3 separate regions of the Homo sapiens genome follow, and all the other regions are linked to region 2. Evidence: chromatin loops called from intact Hi-C (ENCODE). Cell type or tissue: GM12878. All regions are shown on one strand.

The links. A loop is a pair of places that touch in the nucleus more often than their neighbours do. Peaks named below come from ENCODE experiments on the same cell type or tissue, not always from the same donor. Only the 100,000 strongest peaks of a DNase experiment are listed, where the experiment ranks them.
Region 1: it touches region 2 in a loop (5-fold over the local background); 1 of 110 quality-filtered maps calls a loop at or near these places.
Region 3: it touches region 2 in a loop (2.8-fold over the local background); 1 of 110 quality-filtered maps calls a loop at or near these places.

The regions. Positions count from the first base shown.
Region 1 is chr12:13,361,039-13,363,538 of GRCh38, reverse strand. No RefSeq gene overlaps it. Among named protein-coding and RNA genes, the nearest start is that of LINC01559, 14 kb to the left of the region's middle. RefSeq lists an enhancer at 950-1,049. In GM12878, a CTCF peak has its summit at 1,106 (motif pointing left); a DNase peak (open chromatin) is centred at 1,074.
Region 2 is chr12:13,591,177-13,593,676 of GRCh38, reverse strand. The region is part of intron 10 of GRIN2B (glutamate ionotropic receptor NMDA type subunit 2B); the gene reads left to right. The region is part of intron 1 of LOC105369668 (a long non-coding RNA gene); the gene reads right to left. Among named protein-coding and RNA genes, the nearest start is that of LINC01559, 220 kb to the right of the region's middle. In GM12878, no CTCF peak of the experiment used is centred here; DNase peaks (open chromatin) are centred at 936 and 1,426.
Region 3 is chr12:13,471,752-13,474,251 of GRCh38, reverse strand. No RefSeq gene overlaps it. Among named protein-coding and RNA genes, the nearest start is that of LINC01559, 96 kb to the right of the region's middle. RefSeq lists an enhancer at 1,155-1,314. In GM12878, no CTCF peak of the experiment used is centred here; a DNase peak (open chromatin) is centred at 1,301; H3K27ac peaks cover 467 bases.

The sequences.
Region 1 (2,500 bases), 230 kb after region 2:
GATCCTAGATTTCAAGTGTTATGCCATGATTTGATAAGACTTTGAGAACTCTTGGGATGGAAGTGAGAATATTTTGAGTATGGGAGGTATGTAGATATTTATAGATAGAAAGGAAATCTATGGCAAATTATTGTTCAGCCAATATTCACTTTCTGTCTCTTCCAACTTCTATGGGGAAAACACTTTTCTGTCTCGTTGTTGAACTTGGTCATATGCCTTTGGTCTATGGAATGTTTTGTAAACAGATATTTGAAATGTATTCCTATAGAGGGGCTTATTTTCTTACACTCTTGTCTTTTGCTATGAATATAGCATGCATGGAGTAGGCACTAAAAGGGCAAGATGAGAGGCTTGTAGACTTGGACCCAACCCACAGTTTGTAACCAAGCCCAGCCTAGATCAGCCAAATCTCAGCAGACCCGAAGATGGATAACCAAGAAATGAATGCTTATTTCTACATGCCACTTAAGTGGTGTTTTTGCACAGTAATAGACAAAGAAAGGTACAAACTTTATTTTTCAGATAAGTGGGAAAATACACATCTGAAACCAGCAGAGCCACAACTGTAGTTCATGCCAGAGCAGAGTCAGGGGTTACAATAAGAAAGGGAGAGTACAATGTTTTTGAGATGGCATCATACATACAAATTTACCTCCAGAGAGGATCCCATCCTGAGTTGAGAAATACTGAGAAAATATCTGAGACAGTAAATAAGACTACCGACAACTGGGAATTGAAAAAAAGGGTGCTTGAGAGGATATAGCTTCAAATGTGGCAGCATTGGGAAGGCACTGTTTCTGGGTGAGAAGAAGACAACCTGGAAAGGAAGGACTCTGTACCACTTATCAGCTTATTGTCTCCCAGCTCTGAATCCACCCTTTCCTATGCAGCTTTGTAATACTGAAGCCAGACCCTATAGACGTTTCTCCTTTGCCAGCTGGCACACAAGGCTTTATCAACAGAGGGTGCTGACATTACACTTCAAGGTGATCACCACATGAACACACTTCTCTTCCAGGTTCTAGCCTGCCATTTTTTATTCATCATTGCAGCCTAGTGGCCCTCATGAACCAGCTCTGGCTGTGCCCTCAGGCTACTCTGTCCCCACCTAGTGACCACTTGTGACACAGGCAATGGGCTCCTTCCTTGGAAACTCCAGCTGCGCCTTCAACGTTCTACCTGCCTGGCAGCTGATTGTTGGTGGCTTCCATGAGCCACAGCAGCTCCAGCTATAGCAGGCAACTAGATCGCCACTTGACCCAGGCCTTCCAGCAAGCTTTGTCATTATAGGTAGGCTGTATGTTCCTCTTTACAAAAGTCTAAATCTCAGGCTTGTGAGGATAAAGGTGCTTTTCCAAGTTCTTTGTTTCTTTGCTGCCACTTTCCCTCAGCCCAGAAGTAGTAGCTGGGTTTTTTTTTGAACATACTACTTTTCGATCTCTGAGAGTCCTGTTTAATCTTTTTAAATCTTCAACTATTACTAGTTAAGAATTCTTTATATTAGGCTTTCCATTTCTAATCACTGTTGCATTCTTTAGTTTTCTGACTGGACCCTGACCGATGTAGTGTCCTTTAGAGTGGCTTGGGAGTAAAGGGAAAGCAGGAAGGAAGTAGTTTAAAATAAAATTTCTACTGAAGTAATAGAAGACACAATCAGAAAACCAGGACCCTTCCTCTCCCCAAAGAGAGATCATTTATTCAAGAAAGTATACTGCACTGTAGAAAAGAAAAGAGACTTATCTCCTCTCACACCTTTATATAAACGTCTGTGGTTGCTTCTCTGGAAAAATTCCAAGGCATTTTAATGTAAATGGAAAATATCAGGAGACATCCAAGCAAAGCTAATATAAGAAGAAAATGGAAAGTGAACATAAAAACATCTCATTAAAAAAAAAAAAAACCCTTCCGAAATATCAACCAGGAAGCAGAGGAAAACTGTATGTAACACAATGCTCCAACATGAATTAAATATCATTAAAGTAGCATTTGTAGGAGAAAGGTACCCTTCAGCCAGAAATTTAAAACTTGTAATAGAAATTGGCAAAACTGAAAATGACATAAGATGAGAATCGGCTGAACTTGGGGAAAGAAAAGCGAAAAAAAGGACAGTCTTCTCAGAAATGAAGACTAGATTAGAAAGCACTCAAGTGAAAATAGATTTTTTTAATATATCACATAAAATTGAGATGGGAAAACAACCAAGAAAATGAAAATAAAATAAAGAATTAGGTAAAAGATATTAGAGAGAAAGTGATACGTAGAAGATAATAAAGGAAGACCCAATGTGTGTGTAATGGAGGCTTCAAAGAAGAAAAACAAGACAGTAAACCAGAATAAAATTTTAAAACTATAATGCAAGAAAACTTTCTAGAAATAGGAAAGAATTAAATTTATATATTGAAGAAACCTACGGTGTACCTTGAAAATTTTGACCCCAAATGGCTAGCACTAGGACAAACCTAGTAGAATTATTAAAACACTGAATTTAATTTTTTAAAAC
Region 2 (2,500 bases):
GTCAATTTTGGCTTTTGGTGTTTTAGTCATGAAGTCTTTGCCCATGCCTATGTTCTGAGTGGTATTGCCTAGGTTTTCTTCTAGGGTTTTTATGGTTTTTGGTCTTACATTTAAGTCATTAAGCCATCTTGAGTTAATTTTTATATAAGGTGTAAGGAAGGGATCCAGTTTCAGCTTTCTGCATATGGCTAGCCACTTTTCCCAACACCATTTATTAAATAGGGAATCCTTTCCCCATTGCTTGATTTTTGTCAGGTTTGTCAAATATCAGATGGTTGTAGATGTGTGGTGTTATTTCTGAGGCCTCTGTTCTGTTCCATTGGTCTATATATCTGTTTTGGTACCAGTACCATGCTGTTTTTGTTACTGTAGGCTTGTAGTATAGTTTGAAGTCAGGTAGCATGATGCCTCCAGCTTTGTTCTTTTTGCTTAGGATTGTTTTGGCTATGTGGGCTCTTTTGGTTCCACATGAAATTTAAAGTAGTTTTTTCCAATTCTGTGAAGAAAGTCAATGGTAGCTTGATCGGGATAGCACTGAATGTATAAATTACTTTGGACAGAATGGCCGTTCTGATGATATTGATTCTTCCTATCCACATTATCCTTACAGCATCTGAAAAATTAGTGGTTCAGTAAAGAAGGAGGAATGACTTAAAATAGTTCCCAAGGCAATCTGTAAACTGGGCCTTCATGACCCATGTAAAGTGGCCTTCATGACCACTACATTTTTTTAGCATGCTTTTATGTATTTAAACTTCCAGTTTAACCCTTTATATAAACAACAAAAACAATTTTGGGGAAGTTGAATGCTTGTTTAATCACACATCAGTAAGACATTGTTTTCAAATTATCTTCCTTTTAACACCTAGATGTCATCACTTAGACCGAAAGAACAGGGCTTTTGATTTTGTGGATGTGAAAATAGGGGGTGTCAGGCTTGGATGCCCCAAAAGGAGGTTAGGAAAGCACCAGAGCTCAGCAAGTGGAGTACAGGTATAGATAAATGAAGTATGGGGGCCAGCTCTGAACCCAAGCAAATGCAATTCATTTTCCTTTCCTCCAATACTTCATTACCCATTTCTGGCCTTTGTCACCCCCATGTCATGGGTGCAACTGGCTAGGGCTACATCACAGGTGGTAAAAGAATTTACCAAGACAGTTGTGGGTAAAGAAAGGCAGATTTATTAGAGAAACTAAGAAAGGTGCATTGCAAGAGTGCAACAGGCAGTACAGCAGAGAGAAGCCTGTCTGCCAAGATGCAGGGGATGGAGGGGAGTTTTATAGGGTCATGCTGGAAAGGCTACTGCAGATAGGTTCATGCTGCTGGGGCTGTTTGGAAGGAGGTATTTGGGAACAGGATGTTTGTGGTTAGCCATTTCTTACAACAATAGCTTGTTAGCCACTTCTTAGAACAATGGCTCTCTTCTACCCTCATTCCTGTTCCTGCCAGCGAGGGCCTCTTTCTTGTTTCTATCAACTTATCAAGACTCCACACCCCAGACACCCACCCCTGTCCTCCTACAATGGCCCAAACACACCCGTCACCCTCCACTAGAATCATTGAGCAAGTGCTCATTTCCTTCACTGAATCATAAGCTCCTTGAGGCAAGAGACATGCTTTCAATAATTATGTCTTTCCAGCTCCTGAGACAGTACCTGGTACATTGTAGAAGTTTATTAAATGAGTAAATGTTCCAAGAACATAAGCTAATAATATTAACACAAAAGTTCTGCTCTCTTTTGGATTAAATTGGCTTTAATGAGCCAACCACTTATAGTATTGTTTCTTGGGGGCAGCATATTTCTGTTTGTGAGCAGCTGATTTATAAATGAACTATTGAGGACAATGTGTTCATAGGTTGGAGTCTGCCTATTGAAAATTGCAGTCCAAAGCCAAAAATATATTAACCTTTGTATTATGTGTTCTTTTGCAATATTAGCAACCATGGCCCTCATTCATGGTAATCACATGAAACCACATCAATAGTTACAGTCTCAGAGAGCATACCTGTCATTAGTGACTGCTGGGTGGCATTCTCCAGGCTAGATGCTTTACATTCTTTGACTCATTTGCCATCTCCCACTTTTAGGTAGATGCTACCTCTACTGTGCAGTAGAGAAAACTAAGACAAGAAGCTATGTGATCTGGCTAGGTTCCTAAACCCTTCTCATGCCTCAGTTTCCTAATGTGTAGAATGGGGATTAAAATGTTACCTACTTTATAGCTGCTGTGCTGATGAAAGAGTTACTCTTTGTAAAGCTTAGAAGAGTGCCTCAAGCATGCTAAATCCTCAATAAATATTAGTGGTCACGTCCTACATCCACCCAGGGTTCGCTCCTAAACCCAGCTCACAAAGCCCACGCTGTTTCTAGCAGATGATTAACATGTGCCCTGAAAGCCACAAACTGCTACAAATACACCCAAGAGCCCACCACTCAGCCCTCCTTCCACCCTGCTTGCCCCAGGCACTCACTTGTTTCAGTGAGATTTTGAGGTGGG
Region 3 (2,500 bases), 120 kb after region 2:
TCTTAGACTATTTTAACTATTTCACATATATTTTGTCTTCTCAATGAATTTATAAGCAATTCCAGGATTGGACTCTACTATGTAAAGTTTCTTCAGTTATATTTTTCGTATATGACTAAGAAAGCTTGAGTTTAAAAAAGCGCATTACAAAAACAATTGGTTCAATGCTTAAGGACCAAAGAAATGCAGTGTCTTAATAAAATCCATTTTCCTGCAGGAATTTCAAAAGCAAAGCCTTTTTTATAGCTATAAGTGGGTAGCTATAAAATGCAAACATCACTGAGCAAATCCAGCTTCTGATTATATAGAGTTTTGCAAGGAGAAATGTCCTCCTTTTTCCTTTCGTCAGCCACATTCACCTTGACACAGGCTTCATGCATGTCCTTGTCACTGTGATTATCTGTGTTCTCCTCCAGCACCTTGCAGGACCAGCCCTAGGGCAGGTGCAACAGGTATCAGTCCATGTGGCACCATTTCTAGGATCCAGGAAATAGACTTCTTGCTCCTTAAAATAATCCTCCCCCATCTTCCTCCTCTCCCCAGAGAGTACCTAAAATTTCTTCTTGACAATGTGTTCTGTTCCTTACTTTGAGATAGAGCTTAACAAATAAAAACACCAAGAGAAGTAAGACATTGGCCCAGATTGAGAATAAAGAACAAACAGGTGATAGTTTTGTCACATAGGAAGGGGAAAGGTGACATGATAACCAGGCAGCCCAATCTATACCAATGTAGAGACTGTGCCTGGGATCCTTGGTCATCTCTGGGAATCATCTCTTTTCATACTATGTCCCTCACTTTGGTAAACTCATACTTAAAATCCAGCTTTTTATATTAAGTGCTGTCCCCTCATAGGTTTGAGTGCCCCTCCTCTGTGCTTTCTTTGGCTCCTGATGTTTGCAACATCCCATTGAACTAATTTTCCATGGCACATCTCCCCTAGCATAATGTGAGCTACACAGAAGCAGGCATTGGGCATCCTTCTTTATGTTTCCTGGCTCTAAGCACAGTGTCTTGTACACAGTGGGCACTTCATAACCTAAATTTAACAGTGGTACAATGGAATGAGTATGGACTTAGGAGTCAAGGGTATCTTTGACGGTCTCAGAATTTGCCAGATTTTTGACCTTGAGCAAGTAGTTCTGAGCCCTCATCTGTAAAAATGGGCATAATAAAATGAACTTGCGTGGTTGAAAAGATTTCATGAGATAATGCAGATGCTTCAGTCAGCACAGAAATTCACTACTTGTTTGTAATACGAAAGGGAAACCTATGGTGAAAGCTTACGATGAATCATCAGCCCTGAAAGGATGTGTGTTGTACACGCAGCTGTTTCTATAACCTCTGAAGCACATCTCTCCACATATGCTTGAGAAAGTAAAGAGACAAGGGAAAATGACTATCAGTCAAAAATCAGAAATGAGATTCAAATATGGCCATCTTGGGGGAAGTCTCAATTTTACCACATAAAAACCACCTTCCGATCTCCTTTTCTCTTCCCTCAGTAGTATCTTGGGTTGGGTTTCATCATTGCAGGTTTAAACAATCACTTGAGCTTCAAACTTAGATCTCAACATCTAATGTTGATTTTAACATCATTATTCCCTCCACTCTGCCCAGGAGATTTAGGTGAGATGAGATGAGGGAGGTTGAGGGATTCTACCCTGGTGCCTGGCATTTTTCATGTGCAATTCCAGGCAGCCCAATCTATACCAATGGAGGGGCAGAATCGAACCAGGGAACATGCCCACTCCACCTCTGTCTTTAAAGTCTAGCTCCTCCAGGGTTGTAGTGGGCTGGGGGCTCAGAAAGGAGGTAGTGGTGCCACAGATGGTGTTATAACTGACAAGTCGGTGGGAGGGCTGTCCTTGATGATTATTTGAAATGCTTGTGCTAAAACCCTGAATGTGTCTTCCACGCCAGTAATGCTTTTGGTACATGTGACAGGGTGGTAGTCCAGACAGAAGAAATAGCATATGCAAAGGCCCAGGAGAGACTACCTAGCTTTCAAGCAGACAAGAACTTGGGAATGGCCCGACAGGGACTTGGGTAATGGAAGTAAAGCAAGCAAAGGTCAGATCAGGAAAAAGTCCTTTCCTGCCAGGCAAAACAAGCTGGGTTTTACCCAGTGGATGATGGGGAAATGTTGAAGGACATTTAGGCAGACTCGTGGCATGTTGGGAAAATCTTCCAGGTAGAGCTTCACGGGTGGATTGGAGAGGACAAGGCTGGAGGGCAGGACACTCATTGTGAGGCTCAACTGAGGAGCTCAACTCCGGGCCCTTGCTGCGCACTCTGCCTCCCATGATGCTCTCTGCCAGGTATTCAAGGCCAAGGCCTCACCCACTAAGTTCCAGCTCATTTCCTCCTGCCCTGCTTCCTGGGTTCTCCTTTCCAAAGCTGCCCAAGTGCAGATGGGCTAGGGAAACTGTCAGACTCATTGCTCAAGGCAGCACTTGCTGCCAGTAGGAGAAAGGAGGCCTTCCTTTTATGGAAGGCC